Regions from separate parts of the Homo sapiens genome. Here region 1 is linked to region 2. Evidence: read pairs that join two places in POLR2A ChIA-PET (ENCODE). Cell type or tissue: MCF 10A. All regions are shown on one strand.

Region 1 (8,000 bases), 120 kb after region 2:
TAGCTCACTGCAGCGTCAAACTCCTGGGCTCAAGCAATCCTCCCACCTCAGCCTCCCAAGTAGTTGGAACTACAGACATGCACCGCCACATCCAGCTATTTTTTTTTTTTTTTTTTTTTAGAGATGGGAGTCCCACTGTGTTGCCCAGGCTGATCTTGAATTCCTGGCCTCAAGTGATCCTCCCAGCTCGGCCTCTCAAAGCACTGGGATTACAGGCATGAGCACCCAGCTGATTATTCCCATTTTATAGGAGAGGAAATTGAGGCAAAGAGAGGTTATTCAGCTAGGTCAAGTCACACAGCTGGGAAGCAGCAGAGCAGGGATTCCAACTAGGGCATGTGGCTCCAGAGTCGGCATCCACACCGGTTTCTCCTATGTCATAGGCCCAGCGCAGAGCCTGGCACACAGCAAGGACCCACTCACTGCTAGCTCTCTATCACAGGATCAGTAGGATATCTGGGGAGGGCACAGGTTCCTAAATTAAGGGAGGGTAGAGAGGGAAGCACAGGGAGCGTGGCAGACCCAGAGCTCCCTCCTGGGAAGGCGCATCACTAACCCTGCTCTCCCCTCCTTCAGAGCCTTGCCATGTTGAAGGACGGCTTCCGCACTGACAGGGGGTCTCACTCAGACCTGTGGTCCAGCAGCAGCTCTCTGGAGAGTTCGAGTTTCCCGCTACCGAAACAGTACCTGGATGTGAGCTCCCAGACAGACATCTCGGGAAGCGTGAGTAGACGGGGCAGGTTGCTGGGGGCCTTCCACAGGATGGCAGCTGGGAGGCTGCTGTAATGGACAGCTGCCTTCTCATGGCTCACCAGGGAGCTGGCCAGGGGTTCTCTGCAGGGCTGGCTGCTGCCTCAGCCCTCTGGAGCTCTGTTCTCTTACAGACCTCCTGGCCCCAGGAGGATATGATGTGATGCTGTGGAGGAAAAGCCTGCACTGACGGACGTCATGGCCCTGAGTATTGCCTGGCCAGGTGCTTGTGTCTCTTAATGCTGCACAGAAAGCATGTTTAAAGGACAAAATGTCTTTCTCTGGTTTTTTTTTTCCATACTATTTTGCAGTTCCATTTTCATTTTTCTTTCCCCAGCTGGACAGCAGAGGATATTTTCCTCCTGTTAGTCTCAAAACAATGCATGCAGCTTTCAGGCAGCTGCTTGACTCCCAGTTCCAAAGCTCAGTCCAGTCCTAGTTATGAATAGTGAAAGCACTGTCCAGATGTGGCTCAGGAAAGAGTTAGAGTAGGGCTGAACCATGGTGCCTCGTAACTTTTGGAGAGCTTTTGTTTTACTAGAGCCAGCAACATTGAACGAATCTGCCTTCCAGCCTCTGTGGCGGACAGCCTCTATATGCTGTTCCTATCTAAGTTCCATAGCTGTCTTCCCACTTGTCCAAGGGTGACCGGTGAGCCTTGTAGCTTCTTGCTGCTCTTAACAGACTAGCACAGAAAAAGAGGCTGTCCCTTCCTTCCCCATACCACCATGTGTCCAGCTACTAGCCATCTGCAGGCCAAAGTATTTGTAAAGGAACTGTACCCCTCTTTGTGAGTGCAGGGGTCTTCTCCCCAACTACCCAGTGTTTCACTCCTGACTGCAGCCTCTGAGTTTTCTATGGATCCCCTCACCAGTGCCCCTAGAATGAGTTTCTTGATATTGGCTATCCCTGTTTCCTCCTCACCAACTGTCCTCCATGCTTCTGTGGCTTGAATGGGCACCAAGCCAAGCCATTTGGGGCTGCAAGATGATATTCTGGGCTTTTGGCTTCTATTTTCAAAGTGATCGATGTCTGAGCGTACGGTTCTTCCCGTGGCCTGAAGGGAGGAAAGTGTTTTTGCTTAACCAGCTTCCCTGCGATCTGCACCGCCAGCCCAGTCACCGGGGGCTATTCTTGGCTACTGCCCACGCAAGCTGTCAAGTCTCTCATGAGCCCTCGAAACCCAACTCAGCACCGGCCACAACAGCCACATAATTCCTGACTTTGTTCTTCTCCTCCAGTTCGGCATCAACAGCAACAATCAGTTGGCAGAGAAGGTCAGATTGCGCCTTCGATATGAAGAGGCTAAGAGAAGGTAATTGGGCTGGGGCTAGGGGCGGGATGGTTCCAAAAATAATAACTACTATTGTAGAATGCCTGCTCTGTGCTTAGCTTTTCACACACTTCGTCTTCTTTAATCCTCACAAAGATTATGAAGATAGTTATTATACTTTTTATATTTTCATCCTCTCTGAAATTCAGAGAGGAAATGACTCACCCAGGACACTTCACAAGACAGAGAGTGAAACTATGCTTTGAACCCAGATCTGTTTAACCTCAAAGCCGAGTTATCTTCCCACTTGCCTGTCTTGATTTCTGCAACCGAGGCTTTCCCATGATCCTGTAAGCATTTTGGTTTGAAGGAGTACAACTGGAATTTCAGCAACAGGCTAAAAAGATTATGGACACTACCCACTTCAGTGTCTCCTGCACAGCTGGGAGCAAGCTGGGCTTTTAAGCAGTGTAGACCTCTGGGATTTAGATGTTCTGTGGCTTCACAGAATCCTAAGCAATCAGGTTCCACTACCACAAGTAAAATCAAAATAATAATCAAAGCTGACATTTTTAGAGCATCTGTTATAGGCCTAAAGAGATTTTTATTTTTAATTACTTTGTTTTCTTTTTTAGGGACAGGGTCTCGCTATGTTACTCAGGCTGGTCTTGAACTCCTGGCCTTAATTGATCCTCCCACCTCAGCCTCCTGAGTAGCTGGGATTACAGGCACGCACCACTACCCTTGGCTGAGATTGTTTATTGTACTAAAACATTTGTGCATGCATCTTCTCATTTAATTTTAAAAGCAATGCATCTTCTCATTTAATTTTAAAAGCAACCTTATAGCACAGGGTCTATCTTATTATCTCCATGTTAGAGAGGAGAAAGGTAAGACCAAGATATTTCATGACTATTCCAGGTGGTAGAGGCAGAATTTGAATCCTGGACAATCTGTCTTTAAGTTCATGATCTTTGCTTTTTTTTTTTTTTTTTTTTTGAGACGGAGTCTCGCTCTGTCACCCAGGATGGAGTGCAGTGGCGCGATCTGCAAGCTCCGCCTCCCGGGTTCACGCCATTCTCCTGCCTCAGCCTCCCGAGTAGCTGGGACTACAGGCACCCGTCACAACGCCCGGCTAATTTTTTTGTATTTTTTAGTAGAGACGGGGTTTCACCGTGTTAGCCAGGATGGTCTCAGTCTCCTGACCTTGTGATCCACCCACCTCAGCCTCCCAAAGTGCTGGGATTACAGATGTGAGCTACCGCACCCGGCCAAGTTCATGATCTTTCTGTACTCTGAGCCAGTGTTACTGGCAAAGAATGCCCTGGGCATTGTGGTGTGGATGGAAGCCAGGCACATTGCATCCATTCCTTCCTAGACTAAGTTGCCTGGCCTGTGGACCTTCTCAGCCAGGCCAGGTGAAGCATGGCAGTGCCCAGCTCTGCCCCTCTGCCAACTCTGTGTGAATAGTAGAACTCTTTGCAGAGATGACAGAAATCTAATAGAAACCAGAGAAAGCAAAAAAGGGAATGTATTGTGTTATTTAACTCCAAAGTCCTGAGATACCTAGCTTCAGGCACAGCTGGATCCAGGGACTCAGATGATGTTACCCAGACTCAGTCTCTCTCCTTTTCTTCACCCTGCTTGCCTTTATGTTGGCTTTACCCTCCAGCAGACTTTCCTGTCAATGTGGCCAGGCAACTCCCAGCAATTCGGAGCTTACACACTACCAGGTTAGCAATCCCTGTGGAAAGGGGGCCTACCTTTCCCAATAGTTTTAACTAGCCTTGGGTTTGAGACTCCCTGGCATTTTTGGGTGAACCAAGCTTTGTTACAGGACAGTTGGGGGTGGGCAAAATTAGGATTCTCTAAAGGTCTAGGCATGCGTCGTGTTTCCAGTGCTGGGAAAAGTCAGCTGTATGGGAACCAGGTGACTTGAAAGTACGAAAGGAGTGATTTCCCAAAGACAAATTGGAATATTATTAACAAAAGAAGAAGGAATTGAATACTGGTCAGGTAGAAAAAAACAGATGTCCTATGTACTATTTCAGCTCCCCCAGGCGTCCAGCAAAACAGCAAGACATCTGTATTTGGACAGCCACTTCTTGTTCTCTCTGAAGAGGACCACTCTGAACCTTGGATCTGTTCCATCCTGCAGGAATGCCTGTCTTAGATGGTCAGTCCTTGAGACACTAAAGGACTGCAGTGCTCTCTCTGGAGTTGAGCCATTAGACTTCTCATCACAGAGCTTCCTAGCTCATCTGACTTTATGCAGCCTCTTGCTTGCCCCTCCACCCGAAGCTCATTTTAGTGTAAAGGACAGAGCAGCCTGCTCAATGGGAAAGCAAGCTTCAGGACTTGAAAGAGGGAAGGGAGGTGTCTGTAATCCAAGGAGGGTCTGATCATTGGATGTCAAGTTTTGTCACACATGCATTTCTGAGAAGAGAGACTAGTTGTGTTTATCAGATTCTTAAAAGGATGTAAGGCCTGAAATTTAAGGAGCATTGACATAGGGAAAGAGAAAGTATATCCAGTAAAGCATCAGTCACTTCCCAATGTCCTGCATATGGTGGAGCCCCTGCCCGGCCTTACCATACCATTTCGTTCTCAAAGTACTGCAGAACAGCAGCTACAAAGTTGTCTCAAAGCTGATCTTGATAGATTACTGTATACATGAATGTGAATTTAAATAACTAACTACAGTCAGTCCTCTGTACCCACGGGTTCTGCATCTGCAGATTCAACCAACCAAGGATCAAAAGTATCCAGGAAAAAAAATTAAAAAACAATACAAATTTTTAAATATAGTATAACAACTATTTACATAGCATTTACATTGTGTTGGGTATTATAAGTAATCTAGAGATGATTTAAAGTATACAGGAGAGTATGCATAGGTTATATGTAAACACTATGCCATTTTATATAAAGCACTTGAGCATCCATGAATTTTGGTACCTGTGGGAGGTCCTGGAACCAATCCCCTGCAGATACCAAGGGTCAAGTGTATAAGAATTCCTCCTGGGACACTTGCCTGGGGAACAAGCAAATCTAGGTATGTTTTTCTACATGGAATTTTTGCTGCACATCATGGTAAATTTTGTCCCCAGCAGTGTTCTGATAAAATAAGAATTGGGCCACATTGTCTGCACGTAAGATTGAACTGGGAGTCCAGAGGCCTCTGGTCTCAACAAGTGTTGGCCACGTTTATGATTTGCAGTCTTAGGTGCATCATATCCTCCCTGGGCATCTGTCCAACCAGGTGAACAACTCCTATCTTAATCACCCTTTAGAGATGGGGTGGCCAGGGCGTGAGAGCTGATGGTACTTTGCAGAGGCCAAGTCCTAAAGGATGATGTCATGATTGTTGTTAGCTATTTGTAGCAGTATTCATTGTTATACTGTGGATCTTATTTTGGCCCAATGATAATAATACTGAAGATCTATATAACACCTGGCAATGTATAAAGGGCTCTTAATGCTGTGTTCTCACATAACCCACCCTATAGGTACCATATCATCTCTGCCTTATAGATGAGGATATGGAGTCTTAGAGAAGTTAAGGGATGAGGCTGCCAGCTCTTTCCTTTAACTGTTATTTAGTGCCTGCAATATACCAGTGACTGTGCTAGAAGCTTGTGATACCAAAATGCTTTCTTGAGAAATGGTCCCTTCCATCATGAAGGCCAGAGCGAGCCAGGACTCCAACTCCAGGCCTCTGACCCCAAATCCACAGTTGTTCACACAGTGCCACTACCTGTCTCTGAATTGAGAATACGCGGTCAGTAGTTGTAGTCTTAGTGGTCCAGAACTGTCAGTGACTCAGTACTTGTTATGTGCCAGACACCCTTCCCAATCATTCTGATGAATGAATTTTTCTTATCTTTAAGGCCTGGGGAATTGGCCCAATGTTACATACCTAATAAGCAGTCACATCAGGTCATAACAACAGTAGCAAGGACTTACTATGTGCCAAGTACTGTGCTTTGCAGGTTACAGATTATATCATAAAACCTTCAACCAAAATAACATGAGGAAAGAGCTTTTGTTATTCCATTCAGAGAGATGAGCAACTTGCCCAAGGCCACACAGCCAGTGCTAAGAGGTTAGTGCCTGGTGATGAATCCACATCTCTATTGTACCAGGAACAGGGCAAGGACATTGCCTTGTTCATGTCTGCACCCCATTCCTGCAGAGCCTACTTCATTGTTGGCACATGGTAGGCACCCACATGTGTTTGTTTAGAAAAAAAATAGGTTCCTTGAGATGACAAGCTGATCAAAGGAAGACAGTAACTGTCAAAGATTGCTCTGAGATGTCTGTTTCTTCATGGCATCTCCTGTTCCCTCAGTGCCATTAGGCACACCAGTCATGCTTGCTTTCTTGGCCCCCAGGATCGCCAACCTGAAGATCCAGCTGGCCAAGCTTGACAGTGAGGCCTGGCCTGGGGTGCTGGACTCAGAGAGGGACCGGCTGATCCTTATCAACGAGAAGGAGGAGCTGCTGAAGGAGATGCGCTTCATCAGCCCCCGCAAGTGGACCCAGGGGGAGGTGGAGCAGCTGGAGATGGCCCGGAAGCGGCTGGAAAAGGACCTGCAGGCAGCCCGGGACACCCAGAGCAAGGCGCTGACGGAGAGGTGGGGCTGGGGCCCCAGGGTGTGTAGGACCCTTCTCTCACTGGCAGTCTGTCCTCAGCCCCCAGATGGGGGAAGAATGAGGGGGCTCCGGGCCCCTGGGCTCCACCCTGAGCACGCTCAGTTCAGAGATCTCTCAGGTTGCCGACATAGGAAATCAGGAAAGATGGTTTGCCATCCAGTGCGCCAGCTACCCTGGAATTTTGCATGGTGAATCATGCTACCAAAAAGTCTGCTTAGGTGCAGGTGTTCAAAAATGTATCTTCTGACTCAATTAAGCCACATAACTCTATATAACTTAAAGCAGTCATTTTCCAACTTTTTGACAGTGATGCACATTTTATACTGTAACCTGATCCAAGGTTCACAAAATAGTGCATGCTCTTTCTACCTCTGATGGTCCTCTGATGTTTTCTCCCTTCTGTTGCATTTTGTTTCATGCAGTTTGTGACTCACCAAATTGATTTCACCCCATGCTAAGTAAGGGGTTGCAGTTTGCAGTTTGAAAAACACTGGTCTGGATAGGGGTTGCAAACTGGCATGCTTATAGGAGCCAAGCAGGTCACAGAAATGCTAGAGACCCACCTGGCAGTGGTCTGTGTTAGACCAGAGTGCACAGACCCCACTGGTCTAAAGCAGGTGCTGTCTCTCTGCTCCAGCAAATGGGAGTGCAGGCCTCGGGCTGCCAGAGCTGCCTGTACTTCAAACAAAAGAGTCGTTCAGATTTTTTATTTTTAAATATTGGGAACTAATCCAGAAGTTTTTTTAAAAAAATATGCAAATCAGCCTCATCTATGGGCCTGATATAACCTAAAAGCCACCGGTTTACATTCTTTAATTTAGACCTTATTATAGACATTGTCTTTGTTTATTTCCTTCAGTGTTCCCACCAACCTCCTCACCCACATTGCACCGAATGCAACACTGCGTTCACCATAGGCTTTACAAAGCTCTCCAGCTTCATGTTCATTTATTCATTCTGTTCATCAGCCAATGTTTACTCATTCATTTGAGAAACCTTTTGCTGCACAGATTGTGTGTGCAAGGCAATTTGGGGCACTCAGAAATTAACAAGACATGGTCCCTGCCCCATGACCTTTAAATCTATTCTAGTTATTTTCACCATTTTTTGGCAGGAGCCTTTATTCAGCAAGGTCCCTGCCCGTAAGGAGCTTAGAAGTGAAGCTAGAGATTTTCAAGTGTGTGTGTGTGGGGGGGGGGGGGGGGCGTGTGTGTGTGTGTGTGTGTGTGTGTGTGTGTGTGTGGCATATGTGGTGTGTGTGTGTTTGGAATATGAGCAAGGGAATTCCTTTTTCTAGTGAAATCAGAGGCAGAGGCCCAGT
Region 2 (8,000 bases):
CTTGCTCTCTCCTCTCCACACCCCCACCCTTGAAACTGAGATTTCATCTCCACCTCCTCCTTTGGTGCATAATTCATTTCCTCTTCAGTGAAAGACACAACAGCTCCCAGTCCCCAGAGAATCCCTTGATGAGAGAGTCAGAAATAGGATGGACTCAACCTCTCCTGGCAGCCTCAGCCTCTCACATAGGAGAAATCAGCTCAGTTAAGAGTTTGAGACCAGCCTGGCCAACATGGCGAAACCTCGACTCTACTAAAAATAACAAAAATTAGCTAGGCATGGTGGCGGGCACCTGTAATCCCAGCTACTCAGGAGGCTGAGGCAGGAGAATTGCTTGAACCAAGGAGGCAGAGGTTGCAGTGAGCCGAGATTGCGCCACTGCACTCTAGCCTGGGCAACAGAGTGACACTCTGTCTCAAAAAAAAAATAATAAATAAATAAATAAATAAATAAATAAATAAATAAATAAAAAGAACCAGCAAGGAAACAAGTGGGGAGGAAAGACAGGCAACAAAGGGAGAAAAGTACCCCTCTTCCCACAGAGACCGCTGAGCCTGTGAAATCCCCTACACCAATCCCCTTGGGGGGTCTTGTGGACAGCACTGGGCAGGCAATGGGGGATCAGGGCACTATCTCCTCCTCTTAGAATTGAGAACCCCACCTCAACTCTGCCCTCTCATTGTCAGCTCAGCTGTGACCAGTTTTAGCATGCCCTCATCAACCTCCATGGCCTCCTCCATCCACTCCAAATAGACGCACAACCCAAACATAAGTAGGAGTTTAAGGAGAGTCTCCTGGCCACCCCACCTCCTTTCCCAACCAGACCATGGCCCTGAAATCTCTCCTTCACAGGCACTCTAAAGCCCACACTGGGAGTCCAGAAGCAAAAACTCACTAGAAGCAGCTAAGTTGATATCTACATGACTACAGAAAAGTCACTTTGCCTCTCTGAATCTCAGTTTGCTCATCTATGAAATGGAACCAGCAGGAACTAGGGCAGTAAATCATTATTCACACAAACTCCATTTCTCTGTTTGTAAAATGAGTAGGCTGTGCAAGACTTGTTTCAGTTGATTTCCCAGCACTGAATTAAGCACGGAGGACCGAGAGGTAAATAAAAAACCATCTCTTCTGCCTCGGCTCTCGTGTTACCAAGGTTTCTTCCACCCTCATTTTCTCTGGCTTAGGACGTGTTTTCCCATCATTGGAAAAAAAGAGTCCACAGTACATTTATGAACCTCAAATAATGCATGACTCAAGAAAGGGGACATTATTGGCTCCATCATAGAACATAACTGTGCATTCCCCAGGATGTGTGGGAGGGACGGCATGAGGTAGGGAGGTAGAGTCATGGAGCAGGAAGCAAAATCTCAGCAGAGGTTCTCAAAGCCTCAGTTTCCCCTGAAGAATGCAGATGCGAACAGGAAACTGGACTTGCTAACATATCTGTTCCTTTGTTTTATATTTAATTTCTCCTCTTTACCATCTTCATGGAATATGTGACTCTGGCTCTCTGAAACACTCTAAAACACGTGTGGATAACGGCCTTTCTTCCCTGCAGTTGCAGTGGAGAAAAGGGTTCAAGTGCGCATCGTTTTTAAAAACAAGACAGCCTGTCTCAGGCTCAGGTGATTCCTCTGGGCCACCGGGATGTGGCCTTTGTCATTAGAAAGGCTTGGCCTGTGGTCACTTCTGCACTGCCCAACACTGCCCAAGCCTGTCTCCTTCAACTCCACACGCGGGCAGCCAGACGCAGCCCCAGGAGGGTGGCCAGGAGAGGGCTGGGCTTCTTGTCTTCAGTTCGGATTCCTGCAGTTCAGTCACCTGTAGAGTAACGTCCAATTCAGCCTATCATGTGGCTGAGCCGGTTTTACCTTTAATCTCTTTCACGTTTGCCCTCAGCCTCGCAGAATGTCCGGGATGATTCACGCGCCATCACATGGGGCAGGCAGTCATCTGTTTTATTACCTCACCCTGCTTGCCGCTTCTGCGAGATAACCTGGGATTCTTTCGTTGGGGGTGGATGGGAGGTAAAAAGAGCGAACAGACCTAGGCCTTAATTCAGGAGTCAATTCCTGCTCTGGTCTCTCTTTCTTGCTTCCCAGGCCAGGTCAAAAGGTCCAAAGAAGCAAGCCATTTGGAAAATGCCAGGGTTTGGGTGGCTGGACTAAAACGAAAGTGGGACTTGGCAGTCTAAAAGGTGTTTTCTCTTCACAATCAATGCCAACCAGTAAAAAGGCTTGGTTGAAAAATAAGGCCAAAAAAAAAAAAATCAGCAATTAGGAGGACTGTTGCAAGCAAGCAGGCATAATTTTCAGAAGGGGAAAGGACGTGGATTTGTGTTTTGAACAGAAAATACTTCAAATGGTCCACATTTCATAGAGGTGTGTCTGCTGCCAGGCACGGTGCTCCGAATGCACCGCACCACAGCCCCTGAGATGAAGGCGTGCTGCTGAGTGCCAAGCCCTCACATTTCTCCTCCTGCTTTGCCCTAACCACAAGCCCAAAGGAGTCCATATTGTTATGTGATTTTTTTTCAAATCAAAGACTGAGACTTCAGTGAAGCAAGCTGCCCAAGGTCACACAGCTAGAAAACCGGGTGGGCTTGGGACCCAAACAGCCTGATTCTAGAGCTCTTGCTTCTCAACCAAAAAACTATGAAGCAAACATCAACAGAGATGAACATTTGTCAGTATCAGTCATGTTCCACATCCCAACCATGGGGAAGTTCTGAGGCTGCAGAGTGATTTAAAAAAGAAAGAAAGTCTCCAATCTGGGTGACAGAGCGAGACTCCGTCTCAAAAATAAAAAGAAAGAAAGAAAGAAAGTCAGCCAGGCAAGGTGGCTCATGTCTGTAAGCCCAGCACTTTGGGAGGCTGAGGTGGGCGGATCACCTGAGGTCAGGAGTTCGAGACCAGCCTGGCCAATATGGTGAAACTCCAGCTCTACTGAAAAATACAAAAATTAGCTGGGCGTGGTGGCGCAGGCCTGTAATCCCAGCTACTCTGGAAGCTGAGGCAGGAGAATTGCTTGAATCTGGGAGGCAGAGGTTGTAGTGAGCCGAGATCATGCCACTGCACTCCAGCCTGGGGGATGGGGGGAGACTCCATCTCAAAAAAAGAAAAAAAGAAAGTATAGGTTAATAACTGAGAACACTGCACTAGAGTCAGACCTAGTCTGTCTTATGAGCTCTGTATCCCAGGCCAACAACAAAGCATCTTGGAGCCTCATCTGTAAAATGGGTATAATAAATAGACTTTCCTATGCCAGAGGGTTGTTATGAAGATTGAGATCATGTATTCAAAGAACCTAGCACCAGGTTGGCTTTGCTTTGGGGCTACTGCTCTAATCAATAGTGGGTTTTTATGTAGTAAAGGCTTGACCCAAACAGAGGAAGTGTAGAGGGCTGTGGGAATTCCCCCATAAAGGAATGGGGAATTCCAACTTTTGGGTGTTGAGGGCCAGTCTGAGGCTGGTGTCCCTGGACTCTGGTGCCTGGTATTTATGGAATGAAGGAGGGCCAAGCACTGAGCCCCGAGGCCTGGCCTCAGGGAAGGAATTAACTATGAAGAAGGCATTTGGAGGCGAGGCTCACTCTGGTGGGTCTTTTCTGTCAAGAGGAGATGAGACCACAAACATGATTCCCTCTCTGGCTCAGCAACACCCTGGTCCATACAGCACAGGGTGCTGGTTCTTCTGGAAGACCGTGGGGCTCAGGCAAGAGAAGACACCCAACTGGGCTTCATTCGACCAGTCCAGCTTCCTGCCATATGCCGAGGGCAAAAAAGGGTTAAATTCCCACTCAGTACACAGATGTAAGAGGAGATGGGGAAGTGAACAGCCAGTTGATCATTCACTCAATCATGCTAGCTTGCTTTTTGTATTTAATGCTACATTTTAAATTTATTTATTTATTTATTTGAGACAGAGTCTCGCTTTGTTGCCCAGGCTGGAGTGCAGTGGTGCGATCTTGGCTCACTGCAACCTCCACCTCCCAGGTTGAAGTGATTCTCATGCCTCAGCCTCCCGAGTAGCTGGGACTACGGGCGTGCACCACCACGCCCAGCTAATTTATTATTATTATTTTTTAGTAGAGATGGGGTTCACTATGTTGGCCAGGCTGGTCTGAAATCCTGACCTCAGGTAATCTGTCTGCCTCACCCTCCCAAAGTGCTGGGATTACAGGCGTGAGCCACCGCACCCACTAATTCTACATTTTTAATTTCTCAAGAAACATTGTGTCTCTGATTGTTTTATTCTCTTGAACATTTTTCAAGATGGAATTTTGCTTTGCTTACTTTCTTCTTTTTCATAGCCCCACTTCTCCCAAATCCATAACACACCTACCTCAAAGTATCACAGGAAAGAAAGCCTGTGAAGCTGCTAGCCACAGCCTGTCACAAGTAAGTCCTCAATTTAGCTAACAATAACAATGGCATTACTATTACTTTTACAAAGTGTTTTCCCTGACACCCTCTGGAAGTCCTCCCAGGAAAGCGGATCCACAGCGCTCCTAATTTTAGGGACCCTGAGGGGAGCCAGCTACATTTCCAAATGGTGGGGAAGGGTGGAGGGTGGGCGAAACGTCGTAGGGAGAGTTGAATAGAAGGAGACAGATGGTGCCTGTGTTGGGGGAAGGGACCAGAGATCCTGGAAAACTTATGTTTCCCAATTCGCAAGAATGTTTCCATTTAACCACTTCTTGCCTGACTCCTGATTCTACACCACAGAAAAGCAGGGAGTTTTTAAGATTTGGGGCCACCTGTGCCGAGAGCCTGGCTACTCCGGGTGGAGAGAGACAGGAGCGTTTTAAGTACAGGCAGAGCGGTTTTTGGCCCAGCCCCCTAGGTCTGGGACGCAGGTGAGGGGCGGTCTCTCCTTCCCCTGGCAGGGGCAGCGTAAGGGTGGCCGGCGGCTGGGACTGTCCCACGAGGGGGCGCGTCTCGGGCCCTAGGACCCGCCCTCGAGGCGCTGCGCGCGGGGAGGGGACCCGGGAACCCAGGCGCCCGGCGCTCCGCCTCCCGTTTCCGGGGCAGCGCGGTTACCTGCACCGCCCGAGCCGCACCTGGCGGAGGCAGAAGTCACAAACCCGGCGAGCTCAGAGCGGTGGAGCGGAGAGGAGGGACGGCACCCGGCTGCAGGGAGGAGGGAGGCGGCAGCGGCAGCGGCGGCGTGGAGGGCGCAGCGCGCCGCGCGGCGGAGGAGGGCAGACGGCGGCGGCGGCGGCGCTCGGCTCGCTCTGCCCGGCCGGCTGGGCGCGCACCCGGGCTCGCACCGCGCCGCTGCGGACGCACATGGCAGCGTGAGAGGCCGGCGGCGGGAGGAGCGGGCGGCGCCGGGTCGGGGCTGCAGGGCCGCATGGACAGCGGCGCCACCCCGGCCGGCCCCTACTAGGGCCCCCCATCTGCGGGCGCCACCCCCCGGATCATGGTGCCTCGGCGGCCGCCCGGGCTAAGAGCGGCCGGCTGGAGCCGCTGAGCCCCCGCTGCGGCCGGGAGCTGCATGGGGGAGCGCCGGCAGCGCTTGGGAAGATGCCCCGGCCGGAGCTGCCCCTGCCGGAGGGCTGGGAGGAGGCGCGCGACTTCGACGGCAAGGTCTACTACATAGACCACACGAACCGCACCACCAGCTGGATCGACCCGCGGGACAGGTAGGACCCTGGAACCCTCCTCCGTGCCCCCACACCCCCGCCTGGGCCCCCACCTGCCCCTGGAGCCGCCGGCCGGGACTGGGAGGGGGCAGGGGAGCTCTGCGTGCCTCTTGAGCTCTCTTCAGTTCGCCACCCCCTGCTCCCCCCAACCTTCTGGAGCGCTGCTCCCGCCTCAGTGGGCCACCGAGAGGAGGCGCCTGCCGGGGAGCTGGCCCAGGCTGCCCCACCGCCATCCCCAGTTGGAGGACTTAGGCCCCAGCCGGCACCTGCCCGGAGTTTTGACCTTAAGCTCTAGCCCCGCCCGCCCCCTTTAGGAAGAGAGGTCGGGCGGGGGCGGGGGTTGGGGGAGCGACCTAGCCGGGTGAAGCCGGGTCTTCCCGGGGAGGCTTCCACCCAGCGTGGGGGGTGGGCGGATGGGGATGGGGAAGTGTCCGGTTAGAGGGGGTGGTCAAGACCCCAGGATTCCGTGGGAGACCACTGGAGAGAGGGCACTCGGCGCAGAGGAAGGCAACCTGAGGTGTGCTTTTTGACAGGTGCCTTGGAAGCTGCTGAGAACAGCACAGGGGCAGCCAGGGGGCCCTGGAACCCGAGGGTGGGGAGGAAGTGAAGAAGCGGGGGAGGGCAGATGAGGGAGACTGGTTATCCAGGAATCTGGCAGCAACTTGGAAGCTGTTAGGATGGAGATGGAGGTGAGAGGCCTCCCGGAAAGCCTTGCCCCTCGCCTCTTTCTCCTCTCTTTCTTCCCTGATCGGGGAAGGGGGCGGCGAGGCTCCTCAGCCCTGCACCAGCGGGACCTGACCTTGGTGGGTACCAGGCCGCTGTAGGTTGAGATAATGTGCAGAGGCAGATGGAGCCTGAGATAGCTCGGTGTGGCTCTTACCTCTCCAGACTTTCTCCTGGTTGTTTGGCATTTCTTTGCTCACATGCTGCACACACACACATACATTCACCCTCTCCATGTATGTCCTAGAGTCCCCGGACCACGATGTTGTTGACACGGTCTGTGGGCAGAGTGTCTTGGGGAATGCGGACTTTAAACCTTGTCTGTGACCTTGGGGGTCAGGTCCCTGTAAAGCAACCAAGGTGAATTTCTTGGACTCTTCATCTTGTGTGGTGGGGGTGGAGGTGTCCCAGAAGTGTATGTAGCAAGATGTGGGTCAAAAAAAGAATATAAGCGGAAAGAAAATGAGAGTTGAGATTCTCGGTAGTTTCTGGGAGCACTTACTTTCATTCATTCATTCATTCGTTCATTCAGCGCTTCCTGGATGCCTCCTCTACACTCAGCACCATGCTGAATGTCTCATGAATGTAATCTGGAAGGTAAATATTTAGTGCTAGAGAGCATCTCTTAGGCAAGCTGCTTCAACCTCTGAGCCTCAGTTTCCCTGTTTGTCAGATGGGGGAGCCCACCATTTCCCTGAATTTAAAAAGTTTGCTTGGAAGGGAATATTGGGATGCTTAAAACTTGGAAGGGACGTACATCAGCGCCCAACTCCCATTTGAAACATAAGAGAAAATTTGAAGCCCAGAGGTGTGATTTGCTCAAGTATTTTGATTTTTCTGCCATTCTGCGTACCAGTTCTTCACCAGCTCTGAAGTTCTAACCTGCAAACTTGTCACCCTGACACACTGCTTCCCCACCCTTACTCGGGTCAGTTGCCAGCTCTGCTACTGTGTTGGTGAACTTGGCAGCACCTTTTCTCTTGTCCTTTTCTCAGAACAGACACAAGTTCAAACATATGTGACCTGCCCCAATTTAGGTCCCTGTAGTTTACGGAGGCCTGTGTGCTGTTAGCAGGTGGACGTCCTGTTGGAGGGAAAGGACCGCCCCTGCCAACACTGATAATCATGCATCTGGGGACTTCTAATACAGCAATAGGAGGCCCCTCTCAACAGTAATTCTTTACCCTTGGAAAAGGGTAAGTAAGTAGCTTCTATGAAGAACTGATTGGCTGGAGCACAATCTCCCAAATTTTAGTGTTACATGGACCACCTCCATGATTTTTTTTTGCTATATCCACCTGTGCTATTGCTTACTTACTCCTTGACTTTAGATCAACTCACTTTAAAAATATGTGTACCATTTTCACAAATGGGAAACTAGTTATATCTATTGTCATACAGGGGAAACAAAAAAGATAGGCAAACAAAAAAAACAAAAAACCAGGGTTAGTATATTTTAGCTAGGTACTGTGGCCAGCCTAAGGCCACAGCACCTCACCTGCCCAGCCTTTGTTTTTAAGCAGATTGGCAAGCCATGGAGAGGCGGCAGAAACATAGTGGCACTTAGGTGAGCAGCTCACCTTCTTCATCTTGTGTCATTGGTTTTTTTGTTTGCTTTTGGTTTTTT

Evidence for each region. Peaks named below come from ENCODE experiments on the same cell type or tissue, not always from the same donor. Only the 100,000 strongest peaks of a DNase experiment are listed, where the experiment ranks them.
Region 1: POLR2A ChIA-PET joins it to region 2 with 19 read pairs; 8 of 35 experiments call an interaction of 5 or more read pairs at or near these places.

What each region holds. Positions count from the first base shown.
Region 1 is chr5:168,407,931-168,415,930 of GRCh38, forward strand. WWC1 (WW and C2 domain containing 1) reads left to right here. Exons shown (of 23, transcript NM_015238.3): 7 at 577-723; 8 at 1,992-2,065; 9 at 6,418-6,660. Among named protein-coding and RNA genes, the nearest start is that of RARS1, 75 kb to the right of the region's middle. RefSeq lists an enhancer at 1,401-2,600. In MCF 10A, no CTCF peak of the experiment used is centred here; DNase peaks (open chromatin) are centred at 1,961, 2,301, 3,361 and 5,291.
Region 2 is chr5:168,286,622-168,294,621 of GRCh38, forward strand. It overlaps WWC1 (WW and C2 domain containing 1), which reads left to right and starts at 5,024. Exons shown (of 23, transcript NM_015238.3): 1 at 5,024-5,650. The coding sequence starts at 5,532. RefSeq lists an enhancer at 3,573-3,652 and silencers at 4,797-5,316, 5,417-5,836. In MCF 10A, no CTCF peak of the experiment used is centred here; DNase peaks (open chromatin) are centred at 1,920, 4,930 and 5,800.